Regions from separate parts of the Homo sapiens genome. Here region 1 is linked to region 2. Evidence: chromatin loops called from intact Hi-C (ENCODE). Cell type or tissue: endothelial cell of umbilical vein. All regions are shown on one strand. Links, peaks and the distances in the headings refer to the core of each region. The heading gives the core; the rest is flanking DNA. Region 1 overlaps LANCL1-AS1 (LANCL1 antisense RNA 1). Region 2 overlaps UNC80 (unc-80 subunit of NALCN channel complex).

Evidence for each region. A loop is a pair of places that touch in the nucleus more often than their neighbours do. Peaks named below come from ENCODE experiments on the same cell type or tissue, not always from the same donor. Only the 100,000 strongest peaks of a DNase experiment are listed, where the experiment ranks them.
Region 1: it touches region 2 in a loop (17-fold over the local background); 26 of 110 quality-filtered maps call a loop at or near these places.

The regions. Positions count from the first base shown.
Region 1 is chr2:210,394,186-210,405,310 of GRCh38, reverse strand. All of the region lies in intron 1 of LANCL1-AS1 (LANCL1 antisense RNA 1), which reads right to left. Among named protein-coding and RNA genes, the nearest start is that of LANCL1-AS1, 75 kb to the right of the region's middle. In endothelial cell of umbilical vein, for the core only: no CTCF peak of the experiment used is centred there; no DNase peak of the experiment used is centred there.
Region 2 is chr2:209,972,020-209,983,144 of GRCh38, reverse strand. UNC80 (unc-80 subunit of NALCN channel complex) reads right to left here. Exons shown (of 65, transcript NM_001371986.1): 55 at 10,821-10,944; 56 at 9,875-10,081; 57 at 6,842-7,026; 58 at 6,067-6,232; 59 at 4,437-4,616; 60 at 828-966. Among named protein-coding and RNA genes, the nearest start is that of RPE, 25 kb to the left of the region's middle. In endothelial cell of umbilical vein, for the core only: a CTCF peak has its summit at 5,322 (motif pointing left); a DNase peak (open chromatin) is centred at 5,314; H3K27me3 peaks cover 175 bases.

The DNA.
Region 1 (11,125 bases), core at 1,137-9,136, 420 kb before region 2:
AGAAACGGAAAAAATAACCAGCTACCATCATAATGATAGGATCAAATTCACACATAACAATATTAACTTTAATTGTAAATGGGCTAAATGCCCCAATTAGAAGACACAGACTGGCAAATTGGAAAAAGAGTCAAGACCCATCGGTGTGCTGTATTCAGGAGACATATCTCATGTGCAAAGACACACATAGGTTCAAAATAAAGGGATGGAGGAATATTTACCAAGCAAATGGAAACCAAAAAAAAGCAAAAAGCAGGGGTTGTAATCCTAGTCTCTGAAAAAACAGATTTTAAACCAACAAAGATCAAAAGAGACAAAGAACGGCATTACATAATGGTAAAGGGATCAATGCAACAAGAAGAGCTAATATATATATATATATATATATATATATATATATATATATATATATAACAAGAAATAAATATAGTTATATATGTATAGTTATTTCTTGTTAACTATATATAGTTATTTCTTGTTTATATATATATATATATTAGCTCTTCTTGTTGCATATATATATATATATATATATATTCTTAGAGACCTGCAAAGAGACTTAGACTCCCACACAATAATAGTGAGAGACTTTAACACCCCACTGTCAACATTAGACAGATCAACGAGACAGAAAATTAACATGAATATTTAGGACTTGAACTGAGCTCTGGACCAAGCAGATCTAATAGACATCTACAGAACTCTCCACCCCAAATCAACAGCCTATACATTCTTCTCAGCGCCTCATTGCACTTATTCTAAACTTGACCACATAGATTGAAGTAAAACACTCCTCAGCAAATGCAATCAAATGGATATCATAACAAACAGTCTCTCAGACCACAGTGCAATCAAATTAGAACTCAGGATTAAGAAATTCACTCAAAACCACACAACTACAAGGAAACTGAACAATCTGCTCCTAAGTGACTACTGGGTAAATAACAAAATTAAGACAGAAATAAAGATGTTCTTTGAAACCAAAAAGAACAAAGATACAATGTACTAGAATCTCTGGGACATATTTAAAGCAGTGTGTAGAGGGAAATTTATAGCACTAAATGCCCACAAAAGAAAGCAGGAAATATCTAAAATTGACACACTAACATCACAATTAAAACAACTAGAGAAGCAAGAACAAACAAATTCAAAAGCCAGCAGAAGACAAGAAATAACTAAGATCAGAGCAGAACTGAAGGAGATAGAGACACAAAAACCCTACAAAAAAAATCAATGAATCCGGGAGCTGGTTTTTTGAAAAGATCAACAAAATAGATAGACCACTAGCAAGACTAATAAGAAAAGAGAGAAGAATCAAATAGACACACTGAAAAATGAAAAAGGGGATATCACCATTGATCACACAGAAATATAAACTACCATCAGAGAATACTATAAACACCTCTATGCAAATAAACTAAAAAATCTAGAAGAAATGGAAAATTCCTGAACACATACACCCTCCTAAGTCTAAACCAGGAAGAAGTCGAATCCCTGAATAAACCAATAACAAGTTCTGAAACTGAAGCAGTAATTAACACCCTACCAACCAAAAAAAGTCCAGGACCTGACGGATTCACAGCCGACTTCTACCAGAGGTACAAAGAGGAGCTGGTACTATTCCTTCTGAAACTATTCCAAACAATAGAAAAAGAGGGACTCTTCCCTAACTCATTTTATGAGGCCAGCATCATCCTCATACCAAAACCTGGCAGAGACACAACAAAAAAAGAAAATGTCAGGCCAATATCCCTGAGGAACATCGATGAAAAAATTCTCAATAAAATACTGGCAAACCAAATCCAGCAGCACATCAAAAAGCTTATCCACCATGATTACGTTGGCTTCATATCTGGGATGCAAGGCTGGTTCAATACACACAAATCAATAAATGTAATCCATCACATACAGAGAACCAATGACAAAAACCACATGATTATCTCAATAGATGCAGAAAAGGCCTTCGACAAAATTCAATGCTCCTTCATGCTAATAAACAGAGTATTCGAATAGGAAGAGAGGAAGTCAAATTGTCTCTGTTTGCAGATGACATGATTTTATATTTAGAAAACCCCACCATCTCAGCCCAACATCTCCTTAAGCTGATAAGCAAATTCAGCAAAGTCTCAGGACACAAAATCAATGTGCAAAAATCACAAGCACCCTTATGCATCAATAACAGACGAACAGAGAGCCAAATTATGAGTGAACTCCCATTCACAATTGTTACAAAGAGAATAAAATACCTAGGAATACAACTTACAAGGGATGTGAAGGACCTCTTCAAGGAGAACTACAAATCACTGCTCAAGGAAATAAGAGAGGACACAAACAAATGGAAAAACATCCCATGCTCAAGGATAGGAAGAATCAATATCATGAAAATGGCCATACTGCCCAAAGTAATTTCTAGAGTCAATGCTATCCCCATCAAGCTACCATTGACTTTCTTCACAGAATTAGAAAAAACTACTTTAAACTTCATATGGAAATGAAAAAGAGCCCACATAGCCAAGACAATCCTAAGCAAAAAGAACAAAGCTGGAGGTTTCATGATACCTGACTTCAAACAATACTACAAGGCTACAGTAACCAAAACACCATGATACTGGTACCAAAAGAGATATATAGACTACTAGAACAGAACAGAGGCCTCAGAAATAACACCATACATCTACAACCATCTGATCTTTGACAAACCTGACAAAAACAAGCAATGGGGAAAGGACTTCCTATTTAATAAATGGTGTTGGGATAACTGGCCAGCCATATGCAGAAAACTGAAACTGGACCCCTTCCATACACCTTATAGAAAAATTAACTCAAGATAGATTAAAGACTTAAATGTAAGACCTAAAATCATACAAATCCTAAAAGAAAACCTAGGCAATACCATTCAGGACATAGGCATGGGCAAAGACTTCATGTCTAAAACACCAAAATCAATGGCAACAAAAGCCAAAATTGACAAATGGGATCTAATTAAAGTAAAGAGCTTCTGCACAGCAGAAGAAACTATCATCAGAGTGAACAGGCAACCTACAGACTGGGAGAAATTTTTTGCAATCTATCTATCTGACAAAAGGGCTAATACCCAGAATCTACAAGGAACTTCAACAAATTCACAAGAGAAAAACAACCCCATCAAAAAGTGGGTGAAGGCTATGAAGAGACACTTTTCAGAAGAAGACATTTATGTAGTCAAGAAAAAAACATATGGAAAAAAGCTCATCATCACTGGTCATTAGAAAAATGCAAATCAAAACCTCAGTGAGATACCATCTCACACCAATTAGAAGCTATTTATAAACTAGTGTAAAACACAGATTCCAATGTATCGTGTATCAAATTGCAATCATTAAAAACTCAGGAAACAACAGATGCTGGAGAGGATGTGGAGAAATAGAAACGCTTTTACACTGTTGGTGGGAGTGTAAATTAGTTCAACCATTGTGGAAGACAGTGTGGCGATTCCTCAAGGATCTGGAACAAGAAATACCGTTTGACCCAGCAATCCCATTACTGGGTATATACCCAAAGGATTATAAATCATTCTACTATAGACACATGCACACGTATGTTTATTGCAGTACTATTCACAATAGCAAAGACTTGGAACTAACTCAAATGTCTATCAATGATGGACTGGATAAGGAAAATGTGGCACATACAAACCATGGAATACTATGCAGCCAATGGAAAGGATGAGTTCACATCCTTTGCAGGGACATGGATGAAGCTGGAAACTATCATTCTCAGCAAACTAACACAAGAACAGAAAACCAAACAGCACATGTTCTCACTCATAATTGGGAGCTGAACAATGAGAACATATGGACACAGAGAGGGGAGCATCACCGGGGACACAGAGAGGGGAACAATGAGAACATATGGACACCGGGGCCTGTCAAGAGGTGAGGGTCTAGGGGAGGGATAGCATTAGGAGAAATACCTAATGTAGGTGACAGGTTGATAGGTGCAGAAAATCACTAAGACACGTGTATACCTATGTAAAAAAACTGCACGTTCTGCTCATGTACCCCAGAACTTAAAGTATAATAAAAAATAAATAAATAAAAGTGGATTTTAAGCTATTTATAAACCAGGGTAAAACACAGATTCCAATGTATCATGTATCAAATACTAGCATCTTAGGTAACTTCAATGCTTTAACTTGAGTTAAAATAAGATTTTAAAATAAGAAAATAATATTACTTTGAATAACAGGAGTTGCTTTCACATTTTATTGAGGCATACTAGAAGACCTTCTGTAGGTTTGGCTTTGATGGATTTTCTTCTGTTTCCTTAAAAAAGCCAAATTCATCATCTTTTCTATTTCCCACTCCTCTATGTTGTCCCTTCATCTGAACTTCCTAAGACAATTAATAGTATTACCAAATACCTGGGTGTTCAAGGCAAAAAAAGTTGCATATTATCTCAGACCATTGGTTTTCAAAATGCAGTGTGGAACAGCAACATAAATTTTTATTACCGAGAACTTGACAGAAATGCACATTCTAGGGTCCAATCAAGACCTGCTAAGTCAAAAACTCTGGAGGCAGGGAATAGCAATATGCCTTAACAAATCCTCCAAGTGATTGTGATGTTGGTCAAGTTTGAAAACCACTGTTTCAATATCAATCATCCCTTTATTCCAATTCGATCTATAGTCAGTCAATCAGTCATACTTCTGTTCTTTTGCTCATGACTTCTCCTCTCCGTAACTGTAGTACACCCTCCCTTTGAGAGCATGCACATCCCAACCCCTTTTCTGCTCAGCTTCTGTCTTAGCTCAATTAAAAGGCAATTAAAAGATCATCATAATCTCTCCCCACGTTACCTCAAGTACATTAAAAGTGCATGTACATTTCACTTTAATTTTTCTATTAAAATTTTAATAAATTTTTAAAAGATTGTTATGCTTTTTCTTTTGACAATATTTGGCTACAAATATTGTTTAATGGTTTTAATAATTGGCTGTGATTTTTTAGAACTCATCACACATAACCAGGAATTCCTGAGAAGTGAAGGTGTCTAACCTAAAATTCATGAATACTCAGTTTTAAAAATAGAGAAGTTAACATTATATTTTCTATAGACATTTAATTTGAAATTTGGTAATCTTAATTTTCTGTTGTTGTGTTGCATTTTAGAATACACACCCATATTTATAGGCCCATGAAAAATTCCTATGCCCAAATAACTATGTCTGTATTGCTTAACAGACAAAATGATCCTGCTCTGGTTTGTTCCCTGCACAAAGATGTTCTGGGAACAATGGGTACAGGACCATCCACTGTGATGCTGACAGAAGGCAGCTTGGAGAGAACACTCGCGAAAATATCTGTTTATATATACAGTATGTCTTCCCCACCAGACCCTCCACTCCTTTCAAGAAAGGACCCTGTTATCTACACCAGACCCTCTGAGTATATGCAGTGTGTAATGCTTATGGGTGCACAGAAAATGTGTGTTAAACCACCAAATTGAAATAACAATTTCACCAGCTAGAGAAATGGACTTAGAAATGTTTACTTAGATGTATTACATATAAGTTAATGATGCTATGTTTAACTTAGTTTTACTTTCTATTTTGTTTAATATAGCTTTGCTTCCTACTCAATAGTAACTACCTAGTTATTAAATCTGTCTAATTATTAAGGCAGATTTTTGTCCAGCAGATGTCAGTATAGCTCAGTTTAATAATTTCAATAGTTAATAAAGTTGAAAAACTAATGGAGATGATAGGAGAGAAAAATATTTGCACCCAGAATGGCATTTCTTTGTTGACATTTGAGGAAATTGTGTCTGAATAAAAAAATCCACATAACCATTCAAGCATATTGGAAACGCTGGAAGTACTGATTTCATAGCAAACATGGTGTTAATGCAAAATTTCTTCCACTTTAAAGTTCAAAGTGGTTTAAACTAGATGTCAGGTTATTGTTAGCTATAACCAAAATCAAAGGATGAGAGACAGTGCAAGGCTGTGTGTATATATATATATGAATGTGCAAATGTGAGTTCTGTTGCTGATTAAGACTGTTTTCTGAAAATAACTTTATTTCACTTTGCCAATTATTTACATCTCTTCTTTCTCTAAAGTAATATTAACCACCCCTCTATACCTTTTAAAATACAAAAGCTTTTCCATGGCTTTGAATTTAAAAGGAGAGAGAGCAAAGTAAAAGGAAGCCCAGTTTTTTTTAATTGAAGGAAAATTCACATAAAATCCACCAAGCCCAAAGTGTTTTGAAAGAGACTCAAGCCATCACACTGGCAAAGTATTATAATTAACATTATCTATTATGATTAGGCTTTTCCTAGCTCTGAATAATATCTAATTTTCTTATACCTAATAAAAATTAGATATTTCCAGTAAGCTTTAAAAGGCATGTTTTTATGTAGAAGTTGTCCTGAAATCAGGCCTTGTAACTTTTGGCCTCTGAATCTCTCTCCAGGCTCATATCTCCCTTCAGCCACCACTGTTCTCCTCTCTGCAGTCCAAACACACTTTCATTTCAGTTTCTTGATGACAGACACGTGAATTCCCACCAAAGGACCTTGGTAGTTGTTGCATAGAGGCCTCTCAGGGCCGCTGCAGAGACGGGATGTAGGTATGCATAGAAGGTGGACCAAGAGTCTTTCAAGGCTTCCCACCACAGTCTAACTAGGGGAGATCAATTTTAATCAAGTGGCTATAGTGGTAGCTATTCCCACCTGTATTCTTATTCCAGCCAAAAGTAAATAAAATGGCTCTTTTGATGCTCAATCTTCCCCAGCACACATGAACAATCTGAGACTCAGAGCTCTGTCAAATCTTTTTCATATTCTCCTTCACTTTTTCCCACCCACAGTCCCATCAAGCCTCAGATTGCCCTAAGAATCCCTGATGTACCATTCATGATGGATAGCCACTTATATAAAAATCACCTTCCTCTGCAGCAGCCCATTTACTGTACTTTTAAATTACCATATCTTAATTGGGAGAAAGGAAGTTTAGATTCTCAGCAATATTAGAGGATAAAAAAAGATAAGAAGCAACTGACTTTTATTAATAACTTTGTTGGAAAGCAGCAAGGCAACATCTGGAATACTTATTACCCACTTGGCATGCTGTTCATCTCCCTGGGTAAGATTCAACATGACAAGCCCTGTCAAAAGGAAATAAGCTCCATCTAGCTAAATTAGAATGATTAGGGTCATTTAGACAGAGGAAGTTTAATTTGTATGAATCTAGAAATTTTATACAAACTGGAATACCTAAGTATTTAATCTCCCCTGAAGTTCAATTTAAAATTGAAAGAGACTATTGCACAGATCCATAATGAGATGAGACATATTAGAAATTAATTTAACTATTACCGTACTGCGAGCATGTGGCCCAAGAAATCAAAGACTATTTCACTTGCAGTTTGTACATAATAGGAGAAAATGTTCTGCTATAATTCATTAATCATTGTTTTATTTTATGAACTCCTTAAATGGACACTTGAGTATCCAAAGTAAACTTGATATTTTTTCTATTGCTTTTTAAAAATTCTCCTACAAAACTATGTTATGCAGTGAACGTCAACAGAGTTCAATCCTAACCTTACCTTCTACAGTGGAGGTTCTTCACCTTTCTGGTGTCATGGACCACTTCAAGATCCCCTTAAAAGATATGGATCCACTCTCAGAATAATGTTTTAAATATATAAAATAGCACACATAGGATTCTGTGTTAAATATGTAAACAACACTTATAGAGAAAGCAACTGATTTTGAAATACAGATATCAAAATATTTCAAAATGTGTGATATAATAGTGTATGTGCTCCTTTATTAGCACATCTAATAACTATTGTAATTTTGAAATAATTGTAAGCAGAAATAACTGCTATAATACAGTATAAAAATATAGATGATTTCTATCAATGACAAAAAGTTATCAGGTACCCCCAATACAATTGTATTTGTTGCCTATATCAGTAATTAATTGAAGGAAATACTTCAGTTATAACTTGGTGAAAATTAATATGTGATTGTTTTCCATCCATGTTCATAGGCCACCAAATCTTTTCAATGACCATCAAGAGTTGGTTAAGAACCCTGGTTCTAGATTTCAGTTGATGGGTATGATGTAATTAAGAAGACTAAGGATGGTCACTATAATAGCTGACATCTGTTGACAGTAAATAATACTGTCTACAGACTACAAATGGGGATTGGCAATTCTTCAGGTAGACCAATTAACAGCCCACACAGAAAAGAAGACTTAATTACCAGTCTGGATCACAGCAGAACTGCCAAATCTGTTTCACTTGATGCCATGTTGCCAGACCACTAGGCCATCCTAAACTTGTGTGAGAATCCTGATTCAAATTACCTGGTTTCAATAAGTGATCAGAGTTCCTAAATCTTTTAGCTAATTCCATATCTTAAGATAATCTCTTATTTAAAATAAACTTTCACCTGTAATATAACAGTAATAGATCTTGAAGTGTTCTTGGAAACTCTTTATTACCTCCTTTAGTGTAAAGATCATAATACCTTCCTTGAAAATGTTGTGTTTCTCTCAACATTTATTCAGTGCCTATTCTAGACTGGGTGCTGTGAGGACTGAGAGCTGGAGAACCAAGACTAAAGAAGAACTTGGAACTGTCCTGCTTCTAGAGAACTCAAGAACTACTGGGTGAATGAGTAAATTACTAAATCCAACACCAAGTTGTAATTTTCATAGTAAGCTATGTATCAAGTACTATTGGGCCCCAGAGGAATAACAAGCCTTCTCAAGTTGGAAGAATAGGAAAGAGGGGAGCCAGAATAGTAATCTGCAAAATGTAGAAAAACGTAGGAGACAAAGATGAACAGGCAGAACTGTTGGGAAATTACTATATGCAGAGGTCATGCAAGACATGAAAAAGAACAGCATGTTTGAGAAAAAAAGTAGAGAGATGGGAGGTACAAAGACCTAGTTGTTAAAAGGTCTTAAGTTTCTCGTTAAGCTGTTTGGACATTATCTTGTTGGTCAGTAGTTACCTGAAGCAGCATCATCAGCATCACGTGGAAACTTGCAGGAAGTACACATTCTCAGACTACATCCCAGACCTACTAGCATGGAAATCTGGCAGTGGACCCTAGCAAGCTATATTTTAATAGCCCTCCAGATGATTCTCTTACACAAAAAGTTTGAGAACCACCACTATTAATATGAGAGAACTATATCGCCAATGATAGGCTCAGAAAAACCATCAAAATGTAGAAAAACCATCCTCTTCTAGCTTTAGGAGTAAGCAATGAGGTTGGATCTGCAAATGGAATGATTATTTATGCATCCATGTGGAAGATGAGTTGAAGGAAAGAGAGAATGAAATCAGGAAGACCATCAGGAGGCTGTGACATGGGCCAGGGAAGGACCAAAACCAGTGAAGTGGCAGTGAAGATGAGCAGAGGGGACAGACTTGTGAGAGGATTCACAGATGCAGCCAGTTAGACATGGGAAATAAGGGAAGAGAAATGTCAGAAATAACTTCTTTCTTGAGCAATGTCCTTGAAAAGCTTGCTTGAATGTCCTGGAGGCTTATGCCTGGCCTTTGATAATGTGGCCAGAACTCATATTCAAGGTTCCTTTACAATTTCAGTTTAGAAAAAGTATACACAGACCCGCTCCTAGTGAATGATAATGCATATATTTATTAGTTTCAGGAAATAAACCATTGAAGGCCCAGAACTTTAGGAAAAAAGAGAAGAACACACCAATCACGAAGACCTAATATCAGGCTTCCTGGAAAACTGATTGATTCCAGAGCTGGGGAAGGGAAAATATAAGATGAGCTTAGAACACTTTTGGTGCCACAAAGTAAAGAAATGCTCAAAAAAAGGATGAAGGCATGTTGAAATGATAACAGGAGCCAGCCTAAAGTAGCTTTGAAAGACCGAAGTTGAAACAATTTAGCAAGAAAATAAGTAATGATATTGGATTATGAGCTAGGAGTACAACATCATTTCTGTAGTATTTGTGCCAAAAATGCATAGCCTCGATCTATTCATAAGAAAACATAAGACAACAGAAATTGATAAATATTCTACAAAATACTTAAGCAGGATTTTTTTTTTTTTTTTTTTTTAAGACAGCGTGCAATGGCGCCATCTCGGCTCATTGCTAGGTTGGGACTGAGGTTAGAGGAACATTCCTTCATTCCTTCAGGGCTGGAGAATCTCCTCCAGGCAGGTATGTGTTCAGAACACTCGAGGCCTGAAGACTTTTGCATTGACTGCAGTGTGTCACCATTTCACAGCAACTCCAGGCTGAAACCAAATCCACTATTAGTTCATCCTCCACCAATCTGGAGGCAAGTAGCTGGGATTACAGGTGCCCGCCACCACACCCAGCTAATTTTTGTATTTTTAGTAGAGACGGGGTTTTGCCATGTTGGCTGGGCTGGTCTCGAACTCTTGATCTCAGGTGATCTGCCTGCCTCAGCCTACCAAAGTGCTGGGATTACAGGTGTGAGCCACTGTGCCCAGCCTGCAGGACTCTTTAAAAGTGTCATGGTCGGCTGGGCGTGGTGGCTCATGCCTGTAATCCCAGGTGGGCTGATCATGAGGTCAGTATATCGAGATCATCCTGGCTAACACGATGAAACCCTGTCTCTACTAAAAATACAAAAAAAAATCCGGGCGTGGTGGCACATGCCAGTAGTCCCAGCTACTCGGGAGGCTGAGACAGGGGAATCGCTTGAACCCGGGAGGCGGAGATTGCAGTGAGCCGAGACTGCACCACTGCAGTGGATGACAGAGCGAGACTCTGTCTCAAAGAAAATAAAAGTGTCAAGGTCATGAAAGTTGAGGGGAGATTGAGGGACTTACAAATAGGAAGAGACTGAGGAGACATGACTACTGAATGCAGTGTGGGATCCTGATTTGGATCCTGAAACAGAAATGGATTCATGGTGAAAATTTGGTTAAAAACCTGGTAAGATTTGAATAAAGTCTGTAATTTAGTTAATGGTATTCTAAGAATGCTTATTTCCTGGTATCAACAAATGTACATTGTAAGGTGTTAACATAAGGGGAAGGTGAGTGAAGTATGGGCACTTTACGTAACATTTTTGCAACTTTTCTGTAGGTCTAAGTTTAATTC
Region 2 (11,125 bases), core at 1,548-9,547:
TGTACTACAATGAATCTATAGGTATTAAAAATAAGCAACACACTAAAATCACATAAGGTCAATTCCTTGAAAAACTCAATTCCTAAAGTGAAAATATCATTGGTTCCAAAACATTTATCTACTTAAGATAAATGTTTTGACTCATGTGAGATCATTTTCATTATACTTTCATTGTGTGTGTGTGTGTGTATATATATATATACATGGGAAGTTTTTTTTTACTTATATTCTTAAGAGACAGAGAACACACAAAATATTTAAAGGGGTTTTGTCATGGAATCATAGAACTATAGATGAGAAGTTATCTTAAAGATCATTTTAGCAAACCTCTTCATTTTACAGAGGGAGAACTGTGGATTACGGTTAAATGACCTGCCCAAGGTCACACTCAGTGGCATAGATCCTTTTCTGCTTGGTTAAGTGTCACTACCTACAACTGAATACTAATAATATATCAGAAGCCTAAACTTTACCAAAAACATAAAGATGGTCCAAACTCTTGCCAAGTACCCATCATTAGCTTAGCTAATGATAAATCTGAAATACAAGAATGCCATTTGACAACAGAAAGAAGACCATGTGTCTATGGAAAATTTTTAAGGAGAGACAATACTTGGAAATTGGGATCCCTTCTACTAGCTTGGCTTAGAAAACTGCAAAGTGTTGCCTGCAGGAACCTAGTTGACAAATCCTTTGTGGAATGATCTATCTAAAAACATTACCATTGCTTGCTTCTCTTTCTGTCTTTGTAGAATAACAGGAGTGTATTTTCAGAATTTCTAACTTTGCCCCCAAATGCAGAGTACAGTATAACCATAGCTGTTTACCTCTGGCTGGGTAGCATGCCCACCTCAGCCTGAGGTACAGACATGCTGGAGACATGGCTGGAGAATCGCCTCCTTCCAATGGCACTCAGGAGGTAAGCTTCTTGTTCACTTACCACGCTGGGCATGCTTATAGAGTCATCTAAAAGGGGCAAAGGAATAGAGTGTTACAAAAACTATGACACTGATCAGAAAAACCCAACCAAAGCTGTACTTGGGTTCTGTCCTTGGCTTGTGTACAACTTAGGGCTGTGTGTAAATCTAAATTATCATTGGTCCCTTCATACAGATAAAAAAACTTAGACCTTTGGGGGTAATGATAATTCTTCGTGTCTATACATCTCCCACCCTTCCACACTAGAACATCCTTCATGAAATAAATGTAAATTTTTACAAGTAGATTATTTGTGAAAGTGAACAGGCATCAGCAAATTTAAGATTTGAGAAAAGCTAGCACATAATTTTTTAAAAACATTCCATAAATACTTCAGGAGACTTTGTTATTGAATGAATCAAATACATTTCCTTGACATTCAAAAACCACATTCAGTACAGTTAATAATTTCTAGACTGCTGAGGGAAAGACAATTTCAGATATTTTTAGGAAAAATATTTGAAAGCTATAAAGTTAAGAAATAAATGCTGATTTTAACCGAAATTTTAAAATTTAAGTATGTGATTTTGTTTTCTCCATAGAAGCAGAGTTTTTTTTGTTTTGTTTTGGTTTGTTTGTTTTTTGTTTTTGAGACAGAGGCTCGCTCTGTTGCCCAGGCTGGAGTGCATTGGCGCGATCTTGGCTCACTGAACCTCCGCCTCCCAGGTTCAAGTGGTTCCCATGCCTCAGCCTCCAGAGTAGCTGGGACTGGAGGTGCACACCAACACACTCAGCTAGTTTTTGTATTTTTAGTAGAGATGGGATTTCATCATGTTGGCCAGGCTGGTCTTGAACTCCTGACCTCAGGTGATCCACCCGCCTCGGCCTCCCAAAGTGCTGGGATTACAGGCATGAGCCACCGTGCCCAGCGAGAAGCAGAAATTAATGTATTCAAATTCATATGAAAATTAACTTTAGCACAGTATCTATGACAAAGTGACTTAATTCTAAATGAGCTAATGTTGTTTGTTGATGAACACTAATATTCTTTGATAAACATATTGAGTTTTGGAGAATGTGTGCTACTGTGTAAGACCATCTGATACTATTTATTTAAAATATCAAAGTAATCATATTTCTAATTGAACTTATTTCAAATCAAAAGGTGAATATAAAACGTGCTAGCAATTTTAATTTGCTATATAATCACTGACTTAAAATTGATTCTTGTTATAGAATGATATTTTCTTTTTAGATATGTCCACAGGAAAGAGAATAAACAAATGTGTCTTAAAAATATAAAAAATGTGGTAGGATAGATTCAGCTATTTCTACAGAGCCCTTTCCCAAATCCTATTGATTATTCCCCCTTATTTGTATTCACATATCACTTAACACTTATGTCCCCAGTATTTGTTTGGTGATGAATCATGTGCTGTCTACCAGTAACTCTTTTGTTAGGTGTTCTTTATTGTAAATGTCTCTCATCTCCTCTACATAACTATATCTATTATAAGATCTTAGAAAGCAGAGAATGTATCTTTCTCATACTTCCTTCTTCCTTATCTTATACCCGATAGGCCTTAATACAAGTCTGATTATTGAATGTAAGAAAGTTTAATTCAAAACAACAATCTGGTTTTCATACCCCTCCCTATTTAAATTACTACACACCCATATCACAAACACACAATACCATTTGTTAGCAATCTTGCTTTCATTGGGATGGTTACGATGTCTGTGATCAGAGATATAAGCAAAAAATTGCATGGCTCCCCAGTCCCCCTGCTGCCTCATCAGTATGTTAGTGTTGGCTTTTGGCCAGTGATATCCCTGTTTAAGTCTTACTTACTTTTCTTTCCTTGCTCCTTCCTACAGGTTAGGTCATCTATTATTTATAAGGTTACCTGCAAAATATATTTAGCTCTACAAAAATAGGTGATATCATTTCCTATAATTAATAAGAATTGCTGGGAGAGGCTACTTCAAGCATTAAAGAAAAAATTGATTTTCTTTAAGTTTTACCCATACTTAGTGGATATTTAAACTGCTGATCCTTTTCTCTTTCATGGTGTTTTCTCAGTCAAGATTTCCCTAATTACAACTTTAGGTGTATTTTCATGAGCAGTCACCAGGGTGATTTAGACAGAAATGTGTCTATAGGCCAGGCACAGGACAATATGATTTTTCCCTTGTCTGACCAATGCTGAAGCTAACTGCAAATATTACTGGTAAGTACTGACAAAGCATTTATTTTTTCTCTTCTCTTACATTCCCAACTGTTGTAGGACATTAAAACACTTTTATTCATCTTAGTTAATTAAAATTCTAACCTCAACTCTCGTTTCTTCTACTTAATTTAGTTCAGAGTAGAGCTTTTTGTTGTTGTTTGGTATGGAGAGCCTCTGAGTGAAGATCTAAATTTTGTTCTCATTCATATGGCATTGACAACACAACTTTGCTATAAACGTTATATCAGAGTATCTTAACACACAAGTGGAAAATAATTAATGCAATATTAAGACCCCTGAAATGACAGTAGCATTTTAATGGAATCTTTCACCCTAATTTTACTTTTTATAACCTCCTGTGAAGCATACATATGTAGTATTTCTCCTCATGTCATAACACCAAATCTCTAGCACATGCCTTAGAAGTTTCTGGGCTGACCTAGTCACTGGGGATTCTCTTAACTCAAATTTGGAGTACTTTCCCTCAAGACAGCCTGCTGGTTTACATACCGGCTGGTAGAGCCAACTGGTCTTTTCTGAGTCCTAGGCATATACACGGCTCACTTTTCCTTGCTTAATGAGGCCATTTAAGTTCCAATCAACCCTCTAAGCAAGATGTCCAGGAAAAAGGAGAATAAGTGCTTTCCTTGGTTAGTTATCCACAATTTAAATGGGAGTTAGTGGAAAAAGTTGACTATATAGGTTTAAAGAAAATTTAGGAGTTTTTAGATAGGAGTTGTTGTTTTTGAGACAGAGGCTCGCTCTGTTGCCCAGGCTGGAGTGCATTGGCGCGATCTTGGCTCACTGCAACCTCTGCCTCCCGGGTTCAAGTGGTTCCCATGCCTCAGCCTCCAGAGTAGCTGGGACTGGAGGTGCACACCAACACACTCAGCTAGTTTTTGTATTTTTAGTAGAGATGGGATTTCATCATGTTGGCCAGGCTGGTCTTGAACTCCTGACCTCAGGTGATCCACCCGCCTCGGCCTCCCAAAGTGCTGGGACTACAGGCATGAGCCACCGTGCCCAGCCAGAAGCAGAAATTAATGTATTCAAATTCATATTTACTTTTTCCCTGAATTCTTTTTAAATGACCAAAGGGTATCAAGGAATTTATAGAAATGCAGGCATTAGGAATCATGGAATCAGTCACATTTCCCCTAGAACTCCTTTTGTAAAAATGACTAGGGGATCAGAAGCGGAAAAGGTCAGAAGGGCAGTAATCCTTCCCAAGCCCCTGCTCGTATGGCCAGGCCATGTCTACTGCCCAGATTCTCTGGAATGACCTACTTTCCTCATCTTCCTCATCAGTCCGACTCAGGGTGTCCTGCGAAGCCTGCTGGGATGGCTCACTGTCCTGCTCCCAGACAGTGCCCGTGCCCGTGTTAGAGCGGGACATGGTGGCCAAGCTCAGGCGGTAAGCAGAGGTGGAGGTGCCCACGGTACTGATGGATGTCTTGCCTTGGTAGGCTAGAGGATGCGAGAGACCAAAGGAAATGCATGGTGAGAATCTTAAATGTCCACTTCAAAGTCCTCCCTGACCACTTGTATTTTTTAGGAAAGGTTAGTTAAATAATGTGTCCCAGACAAATGATCTTTATAACAAAGTTGCAAATGAAAGTGGGGATTTTTTATTTTAAAGAATCAATATTGGCCACTGATATAATTAAATAGTTCCCTTGCCAGAACATAACATCTGTAACAATATTAAATGCTTTGACATTGTTGCCTTTCTTATTGGTTTTCTATTTTATTTTCCAAGGTTGGTAGGATGCAAATTAAATTTGACCTGAATTGTAGCTTCCAACTTGGCAATTTTTACTAAGAAATATATCTTATCTGACACAAGCATATCAAAGTAATAAATAAGTTGTCTGATGTGAACCCCGCGATGCATAATCAAAACTGTTCTTATTCTCATTTTCTGGAAATTACAACCTATAAAATATCCCTCAGTTCTATGTCAGGTTATTTTATTACAAAGTAGAATATTTGAATGATAATGTGTAAACTTCACCAGGATTATACCTGTCAATTTTTTGTTTTTACCACATTGTCTGCAAAGAACAATAAAAGCTTTCAAAAGAAAGCAAATAACCCTTCCCTCCCACAAAAAAGAAAACCTATCACATATTACATTTTACTTGTGGGTAATGACTGCCCTCTAATGGCAAATAATGATTTATTTTCCTTCCTCAGTAATTTGCTGCTAATACATAGTTATAAGAAAGAAAGCAATGTACTCTCAAAGAATACCTTTAGAATAATGTAAAGAAAGTACCTCCTAGTTTGCCAGCTCTAAGGGAATCCTTCCCCTTCCAATGTGTGAAAAGTTAAAGTTAAAGGCTTTATAAATCAATCACAGAGATCTGGCTGAAAAATCCCCTTACAATAATCACTTTCTATGTGACAGTAGTAAGTTATTTACTTGTAAATTATTTATCTATTTTCTACTGTGTCTGTTTCCTCATTTTTTACAGGGACTTTCAATTATATACCTTGAAGGTATTTGTATAGATTAAAGGAAATAATCTACCATAAAATAGAAGCTCAATAAATGAATGTCCCCCTTCTCTTTTTCCAAAAGGAAATAAAGGTAATGATTTAAACCATTTTTCTTCCAATTAAATACTCAAGAAAGAGATTAACTACTAAAATGAAGATTAAAAAATATATAGAAAAGGAAAACTAAATTCTTATGATATCCTTTTGATTTCTATTTTGTTACTGACAAAAGAGGAAGTCAAATCTAGTGGTGGTCAAATGGCTAACTTATTAGAAATGGTCAAATCTAACAGTGTACCAAAATGGCTAACATATTCATAGTTCCAAAAAGTGTGGTGACCTGGACAGAGGGATTCTTTGTAGGCTGTGAGTTCCATTAGTCAAACAAATTCACAACACTCTCATGCACACTCACCTGATCCACTATGAACTGCCTCTTTTAGAATTTTTAGTTCACTGTTGAACTCAGCAATGAGCGAGCTCTTACACAAAGGGCGTGGTATGAAGCGCCGCTCCAGCTGGTCGGCAATATGTTGCCGGGCGGAAAGCTCTTCATGATTCTCTGCTGGTTGGGCCAGCAGCTGAAAGGAAGGCATAACATTCTCAGGGCCTCAATTTTCCATCCATAAAATGGGCTAATTGCTGTACCTATTTCATTGTTGTGAGGAATAAATAAGGTAATGCATGTGATGTTCCTAGAACGGCACTTTACACAGGAAGTGCTTAATAATTACATCGTTTTAAATCACTGCCCTAAGAAACTGAGGCATGAAAAGACCAAGTGTAGATGGGTACCGAGGGTCTTGGAGGAAAAACATACGTTAAGTATCCTATGTTTTTCTTATGTTTATTTAAAATCAGATCTCAGTCATGTCACTGAAGATAGAAGATTCTCCAAACTATTCCACTGGACCAATCTTTTGGGTGGGTAGAGTGGGGGATGATTAGTAGGGAGCGGGCAAAGTTTTACAGACTCCAACAAAGCTCTTACTGTGAAGGCATTTCTAGTGTGAAATTTTTATCCTCTGGAATATATTTTTGGGCGGTTTTCTCATCAAGCATGGTATTAACAGGCCCTACTAACTGGCAACAGTAGGTACCATGAGCACTCCTGCCATATTCCTGCCTCAGTAGAGAGCCACACATTCATTTGAGCTTGCCACTTTCAGGAGGAGAAGCACACACCACACCTTGCACTGGATGAAAGGGCGCAAAAGCACAAAGATGGGTATTCGGGTCCGCACGATGAAGTCGAGGAAATCCCAAAGGGCCAGGCCTCCCACCTTCCGCAGAGCCATCTCCTTCACCTGGAGGCTCAGCCAGTACCACTGGCTTCCGAGCTGCCTCTCAAAGCAGACGAGAATCACCTTCAGCGCTTCACACCGGGAAAAGAGAAAAATGAGCCTGCGGACGTGTGCTTCCGAGGAACCCAACCTACATCCAGAGCCCTTTATGCACCTTTAGAAATTTTCTAAATTTCTAAGCTCTCTCCATGTTTCTAAAAACTTCGTATGTATTCCCGAGCAAGAGTATTCTGTACATCGAGACAAAAACGTGTATGCTAAGTGTTTTGATTCTGATGAAGATTACTCAAGTATCTTTCTTAAGTGCATCTTAAGAACTACTATCTTGGAAAATATAGAGCAATGTGGTCCACTGAATTGAAAGGAAAATGTTTCATAAACATGATGTGTGGCTAACGTTTTACCTTCCAAAAGTTTTATCATAATAACTTTATGGTAATACGGACATATCACTCACATTCTTAGCTAAAACATGGATCTTAAAAATCTTTTCCTTTTTTCTTTTAACCATAAAAATAAATATTTGTGTTACTAAAAGTAAAATAAAACCATGAAGAAGTGCACAAAGTTAAAAAATATTAAGTCCTTTTCCTTCCCAGTTCCCTTCCTGACCCCACACTAAACTGCTCCCCAGAGGTAACCAGTAAATGCGTGCAGGGTATCTTTCCAAAAATAAAAAACACCTTCCTTCATCACACACTACGTCTGTTACTAAACCCTACTGGATTTATTTGTCCATATCTCTTTCCTCTCAGATTCCAGCAGCCCTTCACAATCTACATTTATTTTTATTTTTCAGGAAGCAGATTTCCCAAACCGTGTGTCAGGACAAACCAGAGTATTGTGAAGACATCAAAGATTATGACGGGAGCTCCCTCTGCCACTACAGCTTTTACCATGGAGTCTGCCATGGGGCAGTCAAGTGACCTGGGTCTTCTTGATCATTCTTAAGGCCCATGAATCTCAGCATCTAAAAAATGTGTATACTAAACACATTTTGATTCTGATTAGGAAAACACAAAAATCTTTCTTAAGTGCATTGAGTGACTAAATGCACACAGAAATCCAATTCTCTAAAATCCTCAAGAGTCACATATGCCTTTACCATCTTTAGGATGTTTCCAGGAGAGAACCATGCCATGTAACACAGAGAGAGAGATTGCAAGATTCCTTCTTACCCATATTCCTCCTCAAAGTCTCACTTTTCACAGCAATTGCTTATCTCAATTCCTTTCCCTCAACTAAACAAACAAACAAACAAATAAAAAACAACACTCCTCTTTCTCTACCATAATTCTGATGACGTTTTCACTGTTACTAGGCCTGTTGGCTGACTTTGGCTTTCTGCCATTCTACTTTCCACCTAAACCTCCATCAGCCTAAGACATAGCAGTGTATAAAAGTGACTCAAGAACAGAGACTCATTCTAGCTCTGTCACTTATTAAGATATATGCCTTCAGGCAAGTTACTCAACCTTTCTGGGCCCCAGCCTCTTCACTCCTAAAATGAGAATAACACTAACTTCTTAGAGTTATTGAGAAGATGAGAGGATTCAATGTGGTAATAGTGTAAAGCACAGAAAACTGCTTGGTGCACAGTAAGTGCTCAAAATAAATGTAAAAACAAACTTAAAATACAGGTTCAGTAGCCTGGCCATGTAACAAAGTAAAAACAACTCTTTACTGAAAAGGCAGACAGTGGAGAGGACAGAAACTCATCAAGTGTCTTCTCATATCCTTCCTGTACATGGTGAGCCCCTTTCCTCCATCATCCTCTGTGCAATCCTAAACTTCATGTAGGGCTCTATGATAGAGCTTAGATTTGAATTCTACTTTTGTATACCTTGGCCAACTGAGCATCCATATGGGTTAGTCCTAGGTACATGCATTCCTTGTGTCTTTTTCTCCTTTTTCATTTTCATTGTCAATCCCCTCATTTTCAAACACATCCCATTATAAGGCAGTTCAAACACCCCTCCATACTCCAAACTCCAAGGACTCATTTTCATCAGTGTGTTTGTGTTCATCTTATACTTCTCACCAATATCTGCTTTGGTGAATTGAAAAATATCAGGCAAGACTTTCTCATTTTGAAATTCCCCACTGCCAGTGCCACTTATTCTCAGCGCTATGGCAAGAGTGGTCTTTTCCTGCTGGCCCAGTTCATTCAGGGCCAAAGAGTGGCTTTCCATTGCTCCCCGGGTCACGACCAGGTTAAAGGCAGCATAGGATAACGGGAAAGTAGGAGTCAAAGAGGGAAAGGGATTGGGAAGCCTATGGGAGCAGGACTGGACTGGCCTCACTAGAGTAATGATCAAAATGGAGATTAAAGACATGTTAAGGGAGGAAAAAGAGCTAGTAGGGGCATAGCATATTGCAAGGTCACCAAATCTTGCAGCATAGGATGTAGACTGCCCAAATACAGAACTCCATTTATATAGGTGACAGATCAATGAGCCCCACATGTTGTGCAATGCTGTGTCTTTGTATACTAGACTGAGTTTAGATCTTATAACAGCTACTGAACCTCACTAGTGATCTGGTACTTAATCAGCATGGAAGAATCTTTACTGCAGATGCCTTCCTTACAAGCCCAGACACTCATATATAAAACAGCCAAGTAATTTAGGCATGGCAGATGTGAAACCACGTTGTTTTTTGGCATATGTTTACTGAAGGAAACCAGACTTTTTTTGCAAGGGTAATGTTTCTTGTTCAAGTGGCTTCTTTAAATACATTCTGGATTGAGGTCTCTTTAAATACATTCTGGTTTGAGGTCTCTCTAAATTCTTTCTGAGTTAAGTTGGAACTTAACTAAGTACATCTATTTATTTATTTATCTATCTATCTACACATATATTTTCACATACATATACATACACATGCACAAACAGAGAGAGAGAGAGAGAAAGTACCAACCCAAGTATGCTGCTTGGCTGGTGGACTCAGCCAGCCCTTCCCTGCGCAAGTCTTTCCCCGCATCCCCAGGGGTGGAGCAGTGGGCTGGGGAGCTCTCTAACATGAAGTTCTTGCTCCTGGATGTGCTGATGATCCGCGGTGGGAGGAGTACATTGATGACTGTCTGCAGCAGCAGCTGCACCTCAGGCTGCTCCAGCCATGGGCTATCTGAGGGGCAGAATTTGGAAGACGGAAGTGGAAAGAAAAACATCACAAGGTAGACTGTCCACAGTAGATACAGAAAAACTCAGCTCTTTCCAAGTCCAAACTACAACACCCTAGAAATTCAGGTGTTTCCCATCAAGTACAGCTTCACCAATGGACAGAAACAGTGTTCCTGGCACCTGAGTATTTTCTCCATAGTGGGTACCCAACAACCTGTGGTCTTAGCCAAATGTCTCGCTTACCATTTCAATCTCCTTTCTTTTTGCAAATACTCATGATGCACTGTACTTACATTTGAGACAAACTTTTCCTAAAAGAATCCCTCTACCCCTAAGAAGAAAGAGTAATGAAAATACATTGGAATTTAATGACAGTGGCAGGATTTCTGCTAAACCCAGTGTCCACGTAGGTTGTACAAGTTTGTTCACCTGTCAATTCTTATATTGTACTTCAACGAATACCATTTTCTCAACTGAATTGAATGACTGTTCCCCTGATTTTTGCTGTACTGAAATGACTTTAAATAGGACGTATCTCCTAAGAAGTAGAGCAGAGAAACTCTGGTCCCAGGTAGCTAAACTGAAAAGAAAGAAAAACTCTTATTTCCTAAGATGACCCTATTTAAATCATTCAGACTGACTTCAGTGATAGCCTTCATGGGAACAGGAAAAAGAAATAACAGCCTGACATTTAAGAGAACACAACAACAATGATAAATTTCCTTTAGTTAAATTAATCAGACCTTTGCTTCCAGATCCTACTGTGAGCACAAATGGGATGAGCAGATTTAAAAGCATCCCCTCCCTTCGCTCTTGATTGGTGAATGGGGAGATCACATGGCTTAAAGGAAAATCTTCTTTTAAAGCCTGTGCAGCAATAATAGAAGAAAAGATTAATTGACCACCACACCCATTTAGTATGTTTGTTTTTACACAGTATGATGGAGACGGTGACTCCCTGCTGGCTGCTCCTGTAAACTATGAGTTCAATTGTTGTCTGTACAGCATACAAGCTTCACTCAAAACTGATACTTTACCATTGTCTTGA